6 separate regions of the Homo sapiens genome follow, and regions 1, 3, 4, 5 and 6 are each linked to region 2. Evidence: chromatin contacts called from ENCODE Hi-C or POLR2A ChIA-PET data. All regions are on one chromosome and are shown on one strand. The core of a region is the stretch at or near the end of the contact, and the rest is flanking DNA. Distances in the headings are between cores, read along the strand shown. Region 1 overlaps C2CD2 (C2 calcium dependent domain containing 2). Region 2 holds the start of ABCG1 (ATP binding cassette subfamily G member 1). Region 3 holds the start of C2CD2 (C2 calcium dependent domain containing 2). Region 4 holds the start of RSPH1-DT (RSPH1 divergent transcript). Region 5 holds the start of PRDM15 (PR/SET domain 15). Region 6 holds the start of SLC37A1 (solute carrier family 37 member 1).

Evidence for each region. A loop is a pair of places that touch in the nucleus more often than their neighbours do. ChIA-PET counts read pairs that join two places held with the same protein, here RNA polymerase II (POLR2A). Pooled maps may share reads with other maps.
Region 1: a loop to region 2 is called in a pooled map, with 2.8 times the contacts of the local background. The contact joins the enhancer-like site here to the promoter of ABCG1 in region 2. A Hi-C loop is called at or near these places in 16 of 37 single-sample maps with no recorded cell type and 12 of 50 pooled maps. POLR2A ChIA-PET finds 5 or more read pairs at or near these places in 3 of 52 experiments (CD8-positive, alpha-beta T cell, activated CD4-positive, alpha-beta T cell and endothelial cell of umbilical vein).
Region 3: a loop to region 2 is called in a map of endothelial cell of umbilical vein, with 5 times the contacts of the local background. The contact joins the promoter of C2CD2 here to the promoter of ABCG1 in region 2. A Hi-C loop is called at or near these places in 2 of 168 maps with a recorded cell type or tissue (endothelial cell of umbilical vein and gastrocnemius medialis) and 7 of 50 pooled maps. POLR2A ChIA-PET finds 5 or more read pairs at or near these places in 1 of 52 experiments (PC-3).
Region 4: a loop to region 2 is called in a pooled map, with 4 times the contacts of the local background. The contact joins the promoter of RSPH1-DT here to the promoter of ABCG1 in region 2. A Hi-C loop is called at or near these places in 1 of 168 maps with a recorded cell type or tissue (naive thymus-derived CD4-positive, alpha-beta T cell), 3 of 37 single-sample maps with no recorded cell type and 14 of 50 pooled maps. POLR2A ChIA-PET finds 5 or more read pairs at or near these places in 2 of 52 experiments (H1 and K562).
Region 5: a loop to region 2 is called in a map of sigmoid colon, with 2.4 times the contacts of the local background. The contact joins the promoter of PRDM15 here to the promoter of ABCG1 in region 2. A Hi-C loop is called at or near these places in 4 of 168 maps with a recorded cell type or tissue (B cell, CD4-positive, alpha-beta T cell, OCI-LY7 and 1 more), 20 of 37 single-sample maps with no recorded cell type and 14 of 50 pooled maps. POLR2A ChIA-PET finds 5 or more read pairs at or near these places in 2 of 52 experiments (WTC11 and activated CD4-positive, alpha-beta T cell).
Region 6: a loop to region 2 is called in a pooled map, with 2.6 times the contacts of the local background. The contact joins the promoter of SLC37A1 here to the promoter of ABCG1 in region 2. A Hi-C loop is called at or near these places in 4 of 168 maps with a recorded cell type or tissue (B cell, Right ventricle myocardium inferior, naive thymus-derived CD4-positive, alpha-beta T cell and 1 more), 13 of 37 single-sample maps with no recorded cell type and 15 of 50 pooled maps. POLR2A ChIA-PET finds 5 or more read pairs at or near these places in 8 of 52 experiments (Caco-2, GM12878, MCF 10A and 4 more).

Annotation. Positions count from the first base shown.
Region 1 is chr21:41,921,847-41,924,566 of GRCh38, reverse strand. C2CD2 (C2 calcium dependent domain containing 2) reads left to right here. Exons shown (of 14, transcript NM_015500.2): 3 at 2,482-2,595. Among named protein-coding and RNA genes, the nearest start is that of SNORA91, 25 kb to the left of the region's middle. Within about 2 kb of position 1,320, at least 6 of the 41 ENCODE cell types and tissues checked have a DNase peak (open chromatin) inside an H3K27ac peak, as active enhancers do.
Region 2 is chr21:42,217,691-42,220,406 of GRCh38, reverse strand. ABCG1 (ATP binding cassette subfamily G member 1) reads right to left here and starts at 1,267. Exons shown (of 15, transcript NM_016818.3): 1 at 1,103-1,267. The coding sequence starts at 1,144. It overlaps LOC105372814 (a long non-coding RNA gene), which reads left to right and starts at 137. Exons shown (of 3, transcript XR_937748.4): 1 at 137-257. RefSeq lists an enhancer at 1-358 and a silencer at 1,289-1,558.
Region 3 is chr21:41,952,664-41,955,607 of GRCh38, reverse strand. It overlaps C2CD2 (C2 calcium dependent domain containing 2), which reads left to right and starts at 1,590. Exons shown (of 14, transcript NM_015500.2): 1 at 1,590-2,238. The coding sequence starts at 1,960. RefSeq lists a silencer at 1,298-1,967 and an enhancer at 1,844-2,618.
Region 4 is chr21:42,495,120-42,497,918 of GRCh38, reverse strand. RSPH1-DT (RSPH1 divergent transcript) reads right to left here and starts at 1,380. Exons shown (of 3, transcript NR_135518.1): 1 at 1,254-1,380; 2 at 986-1,096; 3 at 476-686. It overlaps RSPH1 (radial spoke head component 1), which reads left to right and starts at 1,695. Exons shown (of 9, transcript NM_080860.4): 1 at 1,695-1,786. The coding sequence starts at 1,733. RefSeq lists silencers at 1,349-1,588, 1,619-1,738.
Region 5 is chr21:41,877,744-41,880,778 of GRCh38, reverse strand. PRDM15 (PR/SET domain 15) reads left to right here and starts at 1,435. Exons shown (of 24, transcript NM_001040424.3): 1 at 1,435-1,509. RefSeq lists a silencer at 1,312-1,361 and enhancers at 1,512-1,561, 2,562-2,611.
Region 6 is chr21:42,512,409-42,515,125 of GRCh38, reverse strand. SLC37A1 (solute carrier family 37 member 1) reads right to left here and starts at 1,274. Exons shown (of 20, transcript NM_001320537.2): 1 at 409-1,274. RefSeq lists enhancers at 354-583, 1,425-2,147, 2,148-2,717 and silencers at 744-843, 854-933, 1,154-1,513.

The sequences.
Region 1 (2,720 bases), core at 71-2,570, 300 kb after region 2:
ATTTATTTTTAACATGAATAGACAACATTTCTTATACAAACATTTTTTTGTTCTGGCCCTTTGTGAACTCTGGAGATGATGGAAATATGTAATTAACTCATGTGTATCAGTCTTCTGAACGTGGCGTTATAAGAACCGGTAGAAAGAGTTGCACGACTTTCTGCCAATATTGAGAGAAGGCAGGATTTTCTTTTTCTAGCTCTGTGGCATTGAGGTATTTGGTTGTGGATATTGGATGTTGACCCCTGCCCGGGCCTTAGTGCCCAGGTTCCGTTTTTGTTCCAGAGTGGGATGGGCCACTGGTGGGAAGAGCTGGACCCAGGGCTTGGCTGCGGCCAGGAGCCAGCAGATGAGAAAGTACAGGGGAATGTCCTAGCCCTGAACTTGGGGGAATAGCAGGCCCTGACTGAGTAATTATTTTGATAATCTTTCCATTTGGTATTTTAGATTCTGATAAATCCACCAGAGAATTAAAGAATTTTCTCTTCCTGTCCTGTGACTCCCTGCAGTGGAGTCAGTGGTTCTTTTGGGAATGAGGAGGTCAGTCTGACTTACCCTCAGCTCCTGGTAGCTTTGCTTTTTGGCCAAACACTGGCCACCTACGGAACCCCCTTGTGCCTGCCCTGTGGTCCAGCCCACTGTGCCCCTGGCCTCCCCTCTCCTCCTCCTGGCCAGTACACACCTGGCACCTGGCCTGGTAATTATCCCACACGTGTCTGCTTGGCCCTCTGCCCCCGGGAGGGGAGCGGGGAGGGGTCTGACCTCTCATTCTACATCAGCTTCTGTAGAGGAATCTGTGGCAGAAACTAGATCTCTCTCTGTGCCATGGTAGCTGTGAAAAGCACCCCTCTTAATACTGTATGATTATGATTTATGTCAGGAAACCACAGTTTGGTTTATTCCTGAGGTTATTATCTTTCTCTGTCTGACAGTTTCTTCAACGAGCTCATTTTATAATTCTGGTTTTGGTACGGCTGCATAATTTTATAATTGTTTGATACTTTGTATGTTTTTCCAATTACTCCCACCTTTTTGAAAACCATGATCGCCTCGAAATTATTTAGGTGGAAGCAACCCATTGTGTTCTGGGTAATTTAAGAAAACTTTTTTTACTTCTAACATCTATAACTTACTTTCTCTTTAAGACTCATTTTTAGCAAAAGAACTTGGCTAATGGCTTTGACTGTGTATGAATGTGGAAACATTTGGGGAATTAAAAATCAGCTATTGTGGAGAAATAGAACAAGATGATATTTAAAGAAAAAGACTTTGTTGGCCGGGCACGGTGGCTCATGCCTGTAATCCTAGCACTTTGGAAGGCCGAGGTGGGCGGATCACGAGGTGAGGAGATCGAGACCCTCCTGGCTAATGGTGAAACCCCGTCTCTACTAAAAACACAAAAAATTAGCCGGGAGTAGTAGCACACGCCTGTAAACCCAGCCACTCGGGAGTTTGAGGCAGGAGAATCGTGTGAACCCGGGAGGCGGAGGTTGCAGTGAGCTAAGATTGTGCCACTGCACTCCAACCTGGGCGACAGAGTGAAACTCCATCTCCAAAAAAAAAAAAAGGAAAAAGACTGTATTACATGTGGAAAGCGCATGATAACTAGATTTGGTCAAGACTTTAGCTGCTAAGAAAGTCATCAGGAAGCAAAGATTTGAAACATTGTTTCTGGTTTTCAAACTATATTATAGAAAAGGTTTTAATCTGAATATTTATCCAACTTTGAAACTCTAAATTTGTATCCTTGCTAACATATAAAGTCCAGATTATTTTGATATAAAGATGCCTAGGCCAGGCGTGGTGGCTCACACCTGTAATCCCAGCACTTTGGGAGGCTGAGGTGGGTAGATCAGCTGAGGCCAGGAGTTCGAGACTGGCCTGGCCAACATGGTGAAACTTTGTCTCTACTAAAAATACAAAAATTTGCTGGCCATGGTGGCACACACCTGTAATCCCAGCTACTTGGGAGGCTGAGGTGGGAGAATCACTTGAACCAGGGAGGCGGAGGTTGCAGTGAGCCGAGATTGCTCCACTGCACTTCAGCCTGGGTGACAGAGTGAGACTCCGTCTCAAAAAAAAAAAAAAAAGATGCCTATGGCAGCTGAGCACAGTGGCTCATGCCTGCAATCCCAGCACTTTGGGAGGCCAAGGTGGGAAGATTGTTTGAGCTCAGGAGTTCAAAACCAGCCTCAGTAATACAGGTAGAGCCCATCTTTACAAAAAAGACAAAAACAAAAATTAGGTGGGTGTGGGGGCACACCCCTGTAGTTTCATGTACTCAGGAGGCTGAGGTGGGAAGATCGCCTGAGCTGGGGAGGTGGAGGTTGCAGTGAGCTGAGATCGCGCCACTGCACTCCAGCCTGGGCGACAGAGTGAGACCTTGTCTCAAAAAAAAAAAAAGAAGAAGAAGAAGATGCGTATGCACGCGCTGTCCTTTGTTTTGGATACAGTTTTCTCCCTTACCTGTGCCTCCTCCAGGTGGTGGTCTGTCACGTGGTGGGCCAGGCTATTCAGTTCTTGGTCAGCGAGACGCCTGCCTTGGGTGCTGGATGCCGGCTGTACGACATGCGGCTCTCCCCTTTCCATTTACAGGTAAAGATGTGTAGACTTTGCAAGTTATGAGACCCGTCACAGTTCTCAGAAATGTGAAGAGTGAGCATGGTGTGAGTCAGAGGGCTGTAACGTTCATGTTTTTATTAATTATCATTCATGTCATA
Region 2 (2,716 bases), core at 18-2,517:
CAAGAGGTAACTGTCGGTCAAATCCTGCTGAGCCCTGCTGACTTCAAATACAGGATGCTAAAAATGAAATACAGGGGAGGGGCGGGGTGAGCCCCGGAGCGTGCCATGCACTGTGGGCTTACAGCCTCGGGGAAGTAATATCAGGGTAGTAACTACACAGATACACGGCGTGGAATACGGAAGACTTTCCATTTGTACTTTAGCTACCTCTACGATGTTGGTGTGCTGGGCGTAGACATGAAGGGCGCTAGGATAAGGTGAGGTGGGTGGCTGGGGGCCTGATGATTGGTTTGTTGTTTGTTCCTAATGCCAGAAAACCAGAAAGGGAGATTCCTGACCACCCCTGGAAACAGCACTTACAGTAACTGTGTCCAGCAGTGAACTCGCCGACACCCCGCCATCCCTCTCCGGAGCTCGGGGAAGTGAAATGCGCATCCCTGTCCCCACCGCGTCTCTCTCTCCGGCGCGCGCAGAAAGGCGGCCGGCAGGAATCCGGGCTTGCCCCTCGCGGGTCTCCCCGGGCCTTCGCCGCCGCCTCCCCGAGTGGGTCCGGGAGAGGGTGTCCCCGGGAGTGCAGTCGCAGGCTCCGGCTCTCTGGGGGCAGCTTCCTCTTTTGTTCCCCCAGACCTTGCCTGGCGTTCCTGGGGATGGCGCGAGAAGTCCCCGGTCCCCAAGCCCACAGCCGCGCGCGCGGGGCTCCCCTTCTTCAAGTCCCCTCTTCCCTCCGGCCCAAGCTGCGGCCCCTCCCCAGTCCCCAGTGCGCTCCGGGTCCCCAGCTCCCCACGCCCCCCGCCCAGAAGCCATCAGGTCAAGGCCATCGGTCCAACTTGTAGGGCAACTCGCTGCCCCCGCCCCACTCCCGGCCCCTCCACCTAGTCCGTGCTCTCTGCCGGTGCAAGGGGCATCCCGAGGCTCCAGGTGGCCCTGGCGGAGGGGCAGGGGCAGCGATCGGAGCCGGGCGCCACTCTAGGGTGCCCTGGGTCAGCGCCCAGAGGACGCGCTCCTGGGAGGGGTGTCAGGTCGAGCTTGCGAGTCTTTGTGTGTTTCCTGCTCTCCTTGAAAATAAAACCGTTCCCGGCGGACGAAGGATGCGCTCACTCACCATGGCGGTGCCGACCGAGAAAGCGGCCATCAGACAGGCCATGCCCCGGGGGCGGCGGCGGCGGCGGCGGCGGCGGCGGCGGGGACGAGGCTTGAGCTGCGGGGCCGAGGCTGCGCTGGCTCCCGGCTCAGCCGCTGCGCGGGGTGCGGGCTGCGCTTGGGCTCCGGCTGGGATCCGGCTCCGGCTCTGGTTCCAGCGCGCCCGACCCCGCCCCGAGCGCGCGATTGGCCGGCACCAAGGGGGCGGGCGGGCCGGCAGGTGCGCGTGCTCTTGTTTTGCTCCTGCTGGGGGCGGCGGACCAGGACCCCTGAAGTGCAGGTTCCGGGAGCGGCCCGAGCCGAGGCCTCGCAGGCGGCATGGGAACCCCCTGCCACCCCGGAAACCCCGGGTCCCGAACTCGCGGGGGCTGGGCCAGCACGGGTGAGGCTGCGGGGACACCGGACAGACGCCGGGGTTCCCAGGCTCGGAAATCCACTGCCTCCAAGCCTCAAGCGGCTGTGTGATGGGGTCGAAGAGGGGGCGTCCAGGGAGGGAGAGTGAGGGCCAGGGGGCTTCTTTCTTGCTGCTGCTTCTTCCCTTCCCGCCCACCCCACCCCGACGGTGTTGGGCAGCTCTCTGCCAGGTAGGAGCTTGAGGACTAAAGAAGAGATAACCACTCCAACGCCCCCAACAGCACCGGTGTGGGGTGACCCCTGGCAGTGAGGCATCGTGTGCACTCACACATGTGACATTGCTGTGCGCCAGCCATGGTGCTAAGTGCTGGGTTACAAAGGGGTGCTGAGTGAAGATGCCCAGGCCTCTGCCCTCTGTTCACCCCCGAACAAAAAAAGAAAAGCCTCATTTTCTGCAGACAGAGGTGTTTCCAGAGCCATGTTCATGGAACTGTATAAGGAATAACACCAGGGCACACTCCCATGTGGCCCCAGGCTGGAATATCAGATGGTCCAGCATCTCTAAAGCCCTTATTATATATAAGTGGGGCCATTTCCTGGTATCCATGGTGACAAGGAATTCTTTACTCCCAGTCTCAGGCCCTAATGCTTTTGTTCAGTTGTTTGCATGTTGGGACGAAAAACAGGAATGCATTTCTTTTCATTTCCAGCACACCTGGGTCCCCCCTCCCAACCACACCTCAGATGAGCCAGGTCTCTCTCTTTCTCCTCACCTAGAAAGGAGGCACAGCTTTTTATGCCAGGCAGGTGGACTTCACACCCACAGGTCAGATGACTGTAACCAAATTCAGCCGCTCAAATCGAAGGAGAGAAAGGAGACACGGTTATGAGTTTAAGTGGGAGGCCTTGCCTTTGTCTGAATGGTGTTGTCTCAAGAGTCATCCAGCCGGGCGCAGTGGCTCACACCTGTAATCCCACCACTTTGGGAGGTCAGGAGATCGAGACCATCCTGGCTAACATGATGAAACCCCGTCTCTACTAAAAATACAAAAAATTAGCTAGGTGTGGTGGCGGGCACCTGTAGTCCCAGCTACTATGTAGGCTGAGGCAGGAGAATGGCATGAACCTGGGAGGCGGAGCTTGCAGTGAGCCGAGATTGAGCCACTGCACTCCAGCCGGGGTGACAGAGTGAGACTCCGTCTCAAAAAAAAAAAAAAAAAAA
Region 3 (2,944 bases), core at 341-2,840, 270 kb after region 2:
AGACTCCTGGCTAGGGAAGAGAAGGCCAAATGCTCAGTCTATCTAATTCCTTTCAAGGTCAAGTCCCCTTAATACAGCTGCAGAAAATAACAGGGGAATCACTTTTTTATGGTTTAGGCCTGTTTTAGGCCCCGGAGAATCTCAGGCTAGTATGTTTCTATGGCACTCCCTAAGGACCGCGTCCACTCTGCAAGAGGAGGGCACAGGGGCATGTCCCACACACCACACCACACACACACACACCATACCACATGCACCACACTGACACACCACCCACACACCACGCCACATGCACCGCACTCACACATTACACATACACACACTCCACATCCATGTACCACACATACACACACCACCGTGTTCACCACACACACAAACCACACCACATGCAACGCACTTACACAATACATATACACACAGCACCACACCACACCCATGTGCCACACACACACGCTCACATCACCCTGTGCACCACACACACACGCACCACACTGACACACCACATACATACACCACACCACATCACACATACACACCACACACACCACATGCACCACACACACACACCACATGCTGTGCACTTACACATCACACGTACACACACCCATGCACCACACCGACACCACACACGCACCACACCACATGCACCACGCTTACACATCACACACACACACCACACACACACACCACACACACTGCACTTATACATCACACATACACACCCATGCACCACCATACACACTCGCACCATCCTGTGCACCACACACCACACACATACACCACATGCTGTGCACTTACACATCACACGTACACACACCCATGCACCACACCGACACACCACACACGCACCACACCACATGCACCACGCTTACACATCACACACACCACATGCACCACACTGGCACGCAACACACATACCACACCACATGCACCACGCTTACACACACACCACACCCATGCACCACACATACACACTCACACCATCCTGTGCACCACACACCACACCCACAACACATCACACCACATGCGCCACACACATCACACCACATGCACCCCCGCCCCACCCGCACACTGAATGAATGACACAGCCACACAGAAGGCAGGGCCTGGGCCTGGTGCTGAGCCCCTCCTTGCCTCTGAGAAGCACGCCCCCTAAGGCAGGCCCAGCCCCTGGCTCCAGGGGCAGCCACGGATTTCCAGGGACTTTCCGAGGACTGAGCCTGGATCCTGTCTCGCTGGCGAGCAAATGGCAGTCCTCGAAATCACCCTGACTGCGCGCTGTGCACACGCACACTCACACATGTGCACACACACGCACTTGTGCAAGCGCGCACACGAGCCAAGCCAAGCAGCCGCACAGCAGCCGCCGGGGTTGGGCTGATGAATCCGGAGGCCCGGGTCACCTCGCGGCCCGCGGGCAGGCGCCGGAGGGGCGGGCGACGCGCGCACGTGGCGGGGCCGGGAAGGCCGGGCCTTTAGGGGGGCGGGGGCACGCCGCGTTGGGAGCAGGGGGGAGGACTGCGGCCCCCGCAGGCCCGGCCGCGCCCCCTCCCTCGGGCACCGCCCCCGCCCCGCCCCGCCCCGCGGCCAGAGCCTCCTCCGGCCACCGCTGGGCCGCGGGCGGGACGCCCGGGGCGGCGCGCGCAGGAGGAAGCGCGGCCCGCAGCGGCCCAGGAACTTCCCAGACGCCGAGTCGGGAGCGCGGGCCGCGGGGTCCGCTCGCGCCCCTGTTCCGCAGGTGTGCGGGGCTTGCGCCCAGCCCGGGCCGCGGCCGCCGCGCGTTTCCTCCCCGCTTGCCCGCCCAGAGGCCCCCGGCCACGCTCCTCGCCGGGCTCCGACCCCGCCGCGCCCCCTCCACGCCCCCAGCGCGCTGTGGCCGCAGCCAGCGCGTGTCCTGAGTCCGCCGTTCCGGCCCGGGGCTGCCGGGGAAGTTGGGGCGAGGCGGGCCGGGGATGCGCCATGGCCATGGCCCGGCTGGGCTCGTGGCTCGGGGAGGCGCAGTGGCTCGCGCTGGTGTCGCTCTTCGTCGCGGCCCTGGCCACGGTAGGCCTGTACCTGGCGCAGTGGGCGCTGGCCAGGGCGCGACCCCAGCCCCAGCGGCGGGCGGTGGAGCCTGGAGAGGGGCCGCGCCCGGGGTCCGACGCGCTGCTCTCCTGGATCCTGACGCTGGGCAGCTGGAGGAGCCAGTGGCAGGCGGCCTGGGTGACCGCCCTGAACGAGGAGGCCGAGAGGAAAGGGGTGAGTTTCCGGGACTGCGGGCCGGGGGGCGGCAGATGCCGGGGCGGGCGGTCCGGGCCGAGGTCTTTCCTGGAGGCGTCGCTGCAGCCCCTGACCCAGGCTAAGGGAGTCCTCCCCCCAGCGCAGACCATCCTCGAGAGTTAGGAGAGAGACGGGGGAGCGAGGCCCCTTGACGGAGAGACAAGACAAAGTGATTGATTTTATTCTCCAAACGGCAGGTGCTCCAGGCCCTGGGCTCCGCGAGGGACAGGCTGGCAGTTGGAGGGACCGTCAGAAGTGCTCATCCGCGCCAGCCAGTACCTGCCTTGCCTGGAGTCCCGGGGCGAATTCCCGTGCCCGATCGGACACTTACTGAGCTTGCACATGATACATGAATAGCTGTGACCCCAATGTGCTTCCGCCTCTCATAGAGCTGAATTTCACCAAGAATTTATCTCCAAAGACTTGCATTTCTTGGCATATAAAAATAGTGACCGTTTGCTGAGGGCCAGCCGCTGGGCAGACATCCTACCGAGGCTTTCGGTGCGTCTGCCATCTCTGAATCCTCACAACTCCCGGGACAGGGGTGTTATCACTGTTTTACAGATGAGGAAACCAAGGCCCGGAGAGGGCAAGCAGCCTGCCCAGTGCCACACAGCTCGTGGGCGGCAGAGCTGGCATGTGAATCCAGCTGCCCTGGCCTGCAAGCTAAGGGCCTCGTGTCTTA
Region 4 (2,799 bases), core at 131-2,630, 280 kb before region 2:
GGCTGTGGTGGGGCTTAGGAGGTTATTTTTAGTTTATAACCCCCTATAACTCCCTTTCCTTAGATGTTCAATGGAGGAATGATAGTGAGGATTTAATAAGATAACTCATAAAATTCTTAAAACAGTGCCCACACACAGTGTCAGAACTTAGTAAACACTGGTTACTGTCATTGTTAGGACAAATTTGAAAGCTAAATTTCTGACATTTTAAATGTAAAAAACGAGTATTTATTTGCATATACTTATGTTACCATTCTAGATTTCTAACATTTAAAATGCTTCTGGCATTTTATTATAAAAATAGGACATGCTTAATTGTAGTAACTGGGTAACTGCCAATATGTAGAGAAGAAAATAATAATCATCTGTTATCCCTAACTCCCCACTTTTCCCCATAAGAAAAGCTGTTAAATTTTGGTGTTTACAACATTTTTATCTTTGCATCTAAAAAACGACATAATTTTGGAATCTCGTGTGTTGTTGTAACTTGTGTATTTATTCAGTAAGTAATATATTTGGGCCTGATGATGGGTTATGGTTGTAACCTTTCATATTAGCATTGGGAAGAATCTCTAGGGGATGTGTGCTCTGGAAGATCAGCAGCTTATTCACCGCGTGGATTTGGCTTCTGGGATTCTCCCATCAAGACCAAATCCTATAGTTATTCAGTCACTCCTCCCCAGCTCCTGCAGCAACAACAAATAACACAGCTTTGCAGTCTGGGATGATGGCAGAGGAAATGGGAGATGTGAGGGGCCTTCGGCAGGCGGAGTGCGTCAGGTAAAGCAGATTTCCAAGCCTGCACGTGTACATGCGTGTGCGTCTGTGATTGTGTGGGTGTGTGACAGTGTAGGGGAGCCAGGAGCGAGAGGAGAGGACGGCGATCGTAGGGGACACCTGAGAGTCAGAGGCCCGAGGGGGCTGGGACTCATGTCGAGGTCGGGGAAGGATGTAAAACCCGGACGGACATCACTGTAGGCCGCACCTGCTGAGAGGCCAGAGCTGCCTCCTTGAGAGTGAAGTTGTTTACAGACAAGAGAAGAGATCTTGGCGGACACATCACAGCTAGCCGCGAATCCCGAAGGGTCAGCAGAGCCTAGAAAGGTAAGTGGGGGTGGGCAGCATCCCCGGAGGGGCCTGCGAGGCCTGGGGGCGGAAGGGAGCGGGCAGTGCCCGCACTGGGCAGGGGTGAAACCCTCTCGAGAGTTGGCCCGGACGCGTTTCCCGCGTCCTTCCTCTTGAGGGCCCAGTACCCAGGTGGCTCCTCGTTGTGGCGTCACAGAACAGCCGACAAAAGTGATGGATTTCAGGGGCCAGCGACGGCGAGGTCCAGGTCAGAGAGCCGGTGGGCAGCCAGGCACAGAACCCGCTCAGGCCCTGCCCAGTCCCCGCCCCCTCGCTTCCCGAGCAGTGATTGGCCGAAGCGGCCCCTCGTTGCTATGACGGCACCAGAGTGCTGCCACTGGCTCCACCTCGTCCCTTCCGCCCCGCCCCTCCGTATTCCCGGGCGGTGATTGGTCGAGGTGCCCTTCCCGTTGCTATGACAGTACGCAAAGGCTGCCAGTGGCTCCTCCCGCTTCGTCCGCGTCGCCTGTCCCCGCTCCCCATCTTCCGGGCTGGGAGGGAGGCGGGACCGGCCGCGTCTCCATGGCGACGCGGGACGCGGCGGTGGAGGCGGTTGCTACCCACCTGCTAGAGGCGCTGCGGCTGTGATCCAGGCTGGGGCGAGACCATGTCGGACCTGGGCTCGGAGGAGTTGGAGGAGGAGGGAGAGAATGATATTGGGGTGAGAGCTCCTGGTGAGAAAGGGCTTCCCAGGGTGCGCAGCGGCGGGGGAACCTCGAGGTTGGGTTTGGAGAGTGAGGAGGCGCAGAAACCAGAGGTCTGAGCCACAGCTCCCCAGGATCCCCGGCAGGGACGAAGGCCACGCCAGACACACCTGCGTGCGTCCTGGAAGTTGATGGTGAAAAGTGAAACGCTGTGACGTCTGGTTACCACATGCCGCCTCGTTCTTCCCCCACCCCCATCCTGCCTCCCATTAAAGGCAAAGATTTCCCAGCGGAAGGCTTTGGAAGTTTCCTCCTCCCTGTGTTAATTCCCATCGAGGCAGTTTTCTCGGATGAGCAGATCATCCCACGCTGCCATACTGCCCTTGAATAAGTCATTTCTGTAGCTGAGATTTGCTCCCCCGGCATTTAGATGCATGGAGGATAGTTGCTTCCTGGCAGCCTCCAAGAAATGCTGAGGAGGCCCTGGGCTCAGGAGAGGGTTCCTGAAGATATTACCTTATAGGCGTATCCTCACATGTGCTTTCTTCAGTCCCCATCTGAACTGACCCAGGTCTTTGGAGTTATTTCCTGAGTTAGGCAGCAGAGAGGAGAAAGAGGGCACATCCAGCCTGTGAGCTGGGTTCTGTGTGGGAATATTTCTATCACCCAGAGAGTAGTTCCTCCCTACTCCAGAGAGTGACCTCTCCATGGCTGACAGATAGGGAACCTCAGCCACTATGGTCTGCATGCACAGTACAGAGTTGAGGTACTTTCAGAATTAACTGAAAAATCTAGCGACTCTGCAGTGGTGCTGTCAGTGCCTGCCCAGACCTTTTTGCTAGCTCTGGGCACTCATCTCCCAGCTTCCGCCTGATTTGCTACTCAAGCTATCACCTCTGTGCGCTGGAACTACCTGCCCAGTATGGAGAGCCAGAAGTGCCTGAAATTCACATCCGGCCAGACAGCCAGTAGCTAGTGCAAGAAGCAGGACAAAGTCTGCAGTGCGATTGATGCCCCCAGAGTCCCTGTT
Region 5 (3,035 bases), core at 186-2,685, 340 kb after region 2:
GCCAGGCAGAGAAACCAGCCTTCACAGATCAACACTTGCCTAATCTGTCTCCGGCTGCCCGGCGTTGCAGCCTATGGATGTGCCCAGGTGCATCCAACACTTCCCATGGGATGGCACGTAGTATGTAAGCAAATGTGATGATCACATATGCCATTCATACAAGCGAGTCCGTCTCTGGCACCATTCCTGCATGTGGGTCAAAGGCTATGTGCATTTAGAATTTTTATGGATATCCACAAATATCTGAATGGAAACTACGCTAATTTATTCTCCTACCCGTAAAGGAGCTTGTTTCTCTAGTTTCTTCAAAATTATGCTATTAAAACTTTTTTTTGTTTGTTTTTGTTTGAGACAGGGTCTCACTCTGTTGCCCAGGCTGGAGTGCAGTGACACGATCACAGCTCACTGCAGCCTCAAACTGTGGGACTCAAGTGACCCTCCTGCCTCAGCCTCCTGAGTAGCTGAGACTACGGGCACGTGCCACCGAGCCCAGCTAAGTTTTTTAGAGACAAGGTCTGGCTATGTTGCCCAGGTTGTATTAAACGTTTTAAAAAATCTTTGCTAATCTAATAAAAATGATCCCACTGCGACTTTTTTTCTCTTATTGCAGCGTAGTTGAATAGCTTCTCATATGCTTAAGAACCATTGAATTTCCTACGAACTGTCCATCCACACACTTTGCTCATTTTTCTATATACATATATATTTTTATTGGTTCACAAGAGTTTCACGTACATGAGGGAAACGAGCCCTTTTGTGGCATCAATTTAAAATCATTTTCCCCGGTTCATCACTTCTCTTTATGAATGTAGGTTTTTGCCAGGCAGCAATGAACAAGACAGTCGGCCTCTCTGAATATGGGCGGCCAGGACTAAGGTGAAAAGTCTGTCCCTTCTCCGTCTCACGTTTTGTGATGGCACACACACTTGGTGGAGGGGGTCAAGAGAGGCCACACAGGCCCCCGGGGAAGAATGGAGAGCCAGGTCCGCGGCTGGCCCGGTGCTCACCGGTAGCGTGGCGGAGCCCGCCAGGCCAGACTCCCCTCGCGGGCACAGAGCTCGTGTCCCAGGGCCCCGCCGGCCAAATCCAGAGGTCACCGTGAGTGGGGGCAAGTCCCAGGCCTGTTCTAGAGAAAAACTCGACCCACCCACCGCCACCACTCCCCAACTCCGCAAGAAACGCGTCCGAGGAGAGGTGGAGAGGGAGCTGCCCGCGCGCGTGGGCGGCAGGGCCGTGCCACGTGGGAGGGGGGCCGCGCGCGGAATTCCCTCCGGCCAGACCCGCCCCGCGCGCGCCCGCTGCCCCGTCCACGCCGCCCGCGCCCCGCAGTCCCACCCGCAGGACCCCCGGCCGCGCCAGGGTCTCGCCTGCGCCCCCCGCGCCCGCCCGCGGACTACAAGTCCCGCCATGCCCCGCCGCCGCCCCCCGGCTTCCGGTGCTGCGCAGTTTCCGGAGCGGATCGCAACCCGGAGTCCGGATCCGATCCCGCTCTGCACATTCCAAAGGCAGGTAAAGCTCCGGGCCCTGCGCCCGCCGCCCGCCCCGGCGTGCGCCCCGCCGGCCCCGGGCCGCACCCGCTGCCCCCGCGAGCCCCGGCGCGCCCTGGGCCCGCTGCCCCCCGCCCCCCGCGCCCGGCAGCCGCGCGCCGCCCCGGTCCAGCCGCCATGCCGACTGTTCTTTGTTACATTCGCCGGCTGCGGGCACCGTTGGCGATCGGAGTCAAAACCCGGCTGGATTTCCCGGAGCCGCTCCGGGATCGCCCTGCGCGCCGCCCGCCCGCCGGGTCCCGCCGCCGCGGGCGCTCCTGGCCGGGCTCCGCGCCCCCGTCCCCTGCCTCGCGCCCCCCGCCCGCCCGCGGCCAGGCCCAGCGCGGGGCCGCGGGGCTGCCGGGCCGCGCTCGCCCGTGGGCGCGGCGCAGGGTCTTCGCCGCCCCGGCCCGCGGCCCCGCGGCCCCCGCCGCCGGGCGGCGTCGTCGCCGAGGCCCCAGGGGATGTCGTTATCCCCCGCCCTCGGGTACAGCCCATGCGGGTCGCACGGGGGGGTCCCTGGACCCCCAACCCCGCGTTTAGAGAAGCTGAGTCCTGGTGATGGGGTCTCCCAGACCCCCTGCGCCTTATTTTCGTAAGCCTTTTGGTGGCAGAGAGAAGGTAGCGAGGTGGATGGACAGGTGACGCGTGCCTACCCGGGGTGGGTGGCCGTTCGGGGACGGGGCGTGCCCGGCCGCTCAGGTGAGGCCCGCCTCGCGTGGACAGGTGGGGACGGGGGCCACGCGCAGCGTCCTGCTAGAGGGGAGGTGTTCACGCAGGGGTTAGCCTTGAGAAAATAGAAATGAAAACTCATGGAAATAAACACTCCTATCTGGTGGTTAGAGTTATCACCCATTTACCTTTCTTAACCCCCTAATGTAGTGGATGGTTTTTTCCCCCACAAATGCTCAGAAATTGCCCCTCACCCCCAAGTCCCCAAAGGGAGTTTAAAACGGTAGAAACAAGTGTGTGATCAGAGACACGTGGACCTGTGTGTGTATTTAAAGCTACCAACACTCGTTTTAAAAAAACCACATTGGCTTAAGCCAGACTCAAGTGAATTTGGAGAACCTAGCTTGGTTCCTGAAGGGTGGTGACATGTGAAGGAGCCACTGGCTTTGTGATGTACCTTAAAAGGTAGCAGTGACAGTTCTCCTTGGAGAATGCAATGATGTCAACACTCGATAAGGGTGGTGATCCCACCCCGGTGCACACACCACTACCGTATTTTGTTTCAAGCTCGGACATTTTCACGTGTTCCACGTTTTCACTGCTTCACTCCTTCCCCAGATTTCCTGACATCGCTGCCTCACGGTGAACGATTAAGAAATAGTAGCTCTATAATTTAGACTTTCAAGAGCAAAAACACCATTTTTTTTATAGTTTGTTTTTCTTCTATCTGTGATTCATACTTTTTGCCGCAAAGTAGCCAGCAAAGAACAAGCTAAATGTTCCATTTTGGAAGCAGGCGGGACGGTTATTTCTCCAGAAGACAAATAAATAAATTTA
Region 6 (2,717 bases), core at 25-2,524, 290 kb before region 2:
ACCTCCCTTACCTGCCTCCAACCCCCAACAAAGAGAACATCACAGGTGGGCTGCATGAAACAGAACGTGTAAATGCAGGTCCAAAATGACTTGGTGAATCACAGGTCTGGGGCCAGGTGTTTTCAAGCTTGCTCTCAAAGGGGATTAATAAAAAAACAACGGGGGAAGTCTAAAATATTTATCCACTTACACAACTTCAGACGATTTAAGTTCAAGGGCCGGCAGGCAGGCAGGCAGGCACCTTCCAGGCAAAGAGCTAAGGGAGACCCGGAAAGGGCAGGCTTTAGCAATTCCTCCTTTGGAAATTCAAACCTGGGGCCGCGGGCTGGGGTGTTAGCGGGGAGTGGGGGTGGTAAGGGGCTTGGCCAGTATCCTTCGTTCAAATGCAAATCCTTAGACTGAACGTACCTTCTCGGTCACCAGGATTACGGCGTGGGCCGTAAGGGCTGGAAGGCTGGTGGCCAGCGGCGAGGGGACTTTCCGGCGCGTCAAGCCCTTTATTATAAACCCAGAAGGTCGCTGTCACTCGCATTGGCCAGGAGGCCCACGGGCTCCGGGAACCAGCTGCTCAGCCGACAAACAACGCAAAGGCCCAGGGTGCCGGCGCTCCGAGCCAGCGTTCTGTGCCGGCTCCTCCCTGGGCGGCTGGTCCCCGGAGGAGGTGAATTCCGCGGGCACGCCCACGTCCCCATCGCGGCAGACAATGCGCAGGGTCCCCTCCTGCCGGCTCTCTGGACCCTCAGCTGTCACCGCGGCCCGGGCCGGGGTGGGCAGGGGACCCGGCTGGACAGCTAAGCTCGCCCCTGCCGGGGACTCCGTGGAGCGGCTGCCGGCCCCGTGCCCGCTCCCTCTGCCTCCACTTCCCCGGAATCCCAGCGTTGCCCCGGTCCGGGAACGCCCGGCATTGTCGCCGAGGGCCACTCTTCTAGATGTCGTATTTCAAAGACTTCCCTCCGCGAAAATAGCTTGAGACCGTCCCCGGCTCTCGGAAAACATCCAAACCAGCCCCCACCTCCCCCCGAAAAAAAAGAAAAGGAAGGAGAGGAGCCGAGCTCCGAGTGCGCAGGGCCCCGCGCCCGGCTCCCTGAGGGCGCCGCAGGTGCTGAGCGGCTGCGGCGCCTGAGCGCCGGCTGCCCCGCAGGTGCGGGCGGGGGGGCGGGGGGTCCCCGCCTCCCGGTCCGGCCCCGGCCCCGCGCCTCACCTGCGCCGCCGAGGCCCGCGCTCCGCAGCCCAGCCCGGCCCGGCCGCCGCGGGCGCTTCCTGCTCGCGACTTCCTGGAGCGGCGCGCGGGAGGCCCCGCCGCCCTTTCACTTTCCCTGGCCCGCGGGGCGCCGGCGGAGCCGCGCGGCTCCTCCCCCTCCCCGGCCGCCGCGACCCCCGGCTCCGGCCCCGGCCCCGGCGTGCCCAGGGTCGCACCAGCCCCGGGGCCACCGGGCGGGGGCGCCCCCACGCCTTGCGGCACTGCCCGGCCTTTGCGGGCGAACCCGGGTCATGGCCCGCGCCTTCCCCGGCTCCGAGGGCGCACGGGCTTTCGCTGGCGCGCTCCCCACCGGCCTCCGGGCAGTCCCAGGCGGCCTCTGCACCCCTGGCGCTCTGTCCTCAAGGCAGGTCTTCCCCACAGGCGGCGAGGGTCACATGCCGCCGCGCCCCCACCCCCAAAGAGGGCCTTTGCTTGGCCTCCCGGCTTCTATTCCTATTGTGTCATGTCAAGGGGCACAATCATGAAGACTAGCACTCCATAGCGTGGAAATGCGGCACGCGGATTTGGCTATGTCGAACCAACTTGTAAGCCAACTTGTGTCCCACCTCGCAGGCACGTGACAGAGGCAGCTCCCTGTTAGGCTGCGGGAGCCCGCCGGGTTCTTACCCTTGCGGGCCAGTGCCCTGGCACACAGGCTCCCACGTCACCCCAGAAACAACTCTTCTCCTTAGGCAGCCCCAGGGAGGGGCCTGGCCAGTCCCCTAGAAGCTACTGCCGAACACCCACAGTGGACCCCCAGGATGGCTTCAGAGCAGAGGGGGCTCCCAGCCCACTCCTCGGGGAAGAGCAAAGTGAGGCAGAGCGGAAATTTTCCGGGGAAAAAGCCTGCCCCCGGATAAAACAATGTTTAAGGATAAAACCAACCCGAGGCCTGGCTGTAAATGTCCCAACAGGCCAGTGCCCCTCGCACCCTTCCCCAGGCACGTTGAGCTTCCCTCTGGAGAATGGAGAAGGCATTCTTCCCTGTGTTTGGCTCCCCTGCCCTGCTAGGCCTCGCAGTTTCCCCCTGGGGCCCTGCTTTGTTTCTAGAACACTCTGATGTCTGTGTCTCTCTTTGCTGAGCTGGGCTGCGTGAAATCCATCACTTTGTTAGGCATTTGAGAAGCCTTCTGCAGGCAGAAAGAAAACCTGCCCACTTCTTTGCCACGCAGGGTTCAGCCCCAGGAAGCCCGCCGGCCCCTCATTCCGCAAGCGGGATGGCCCAGGGCTCCAGTCTTCTCCTTTTGGCCAGGTTTTCTTCAGACCTTCTTTCTCTCCGCAGGCCCCCTGTGCCAGTGCTTTCTCCTCTCTTTTCTAGCTCTCCATTCCCGGTGATAGCCCAGTGTGGCTCCCACCCCTCTCTCCAATGGTCTCCCCAGCCCTGGCCCTTGCCATTGGTTCGGCTCGAGGCTACCCCTCTCTCACTGCACTTGTGCAACAGCGTTCTCACTTCCAAGTTCTACCTCCTGCAATCCAC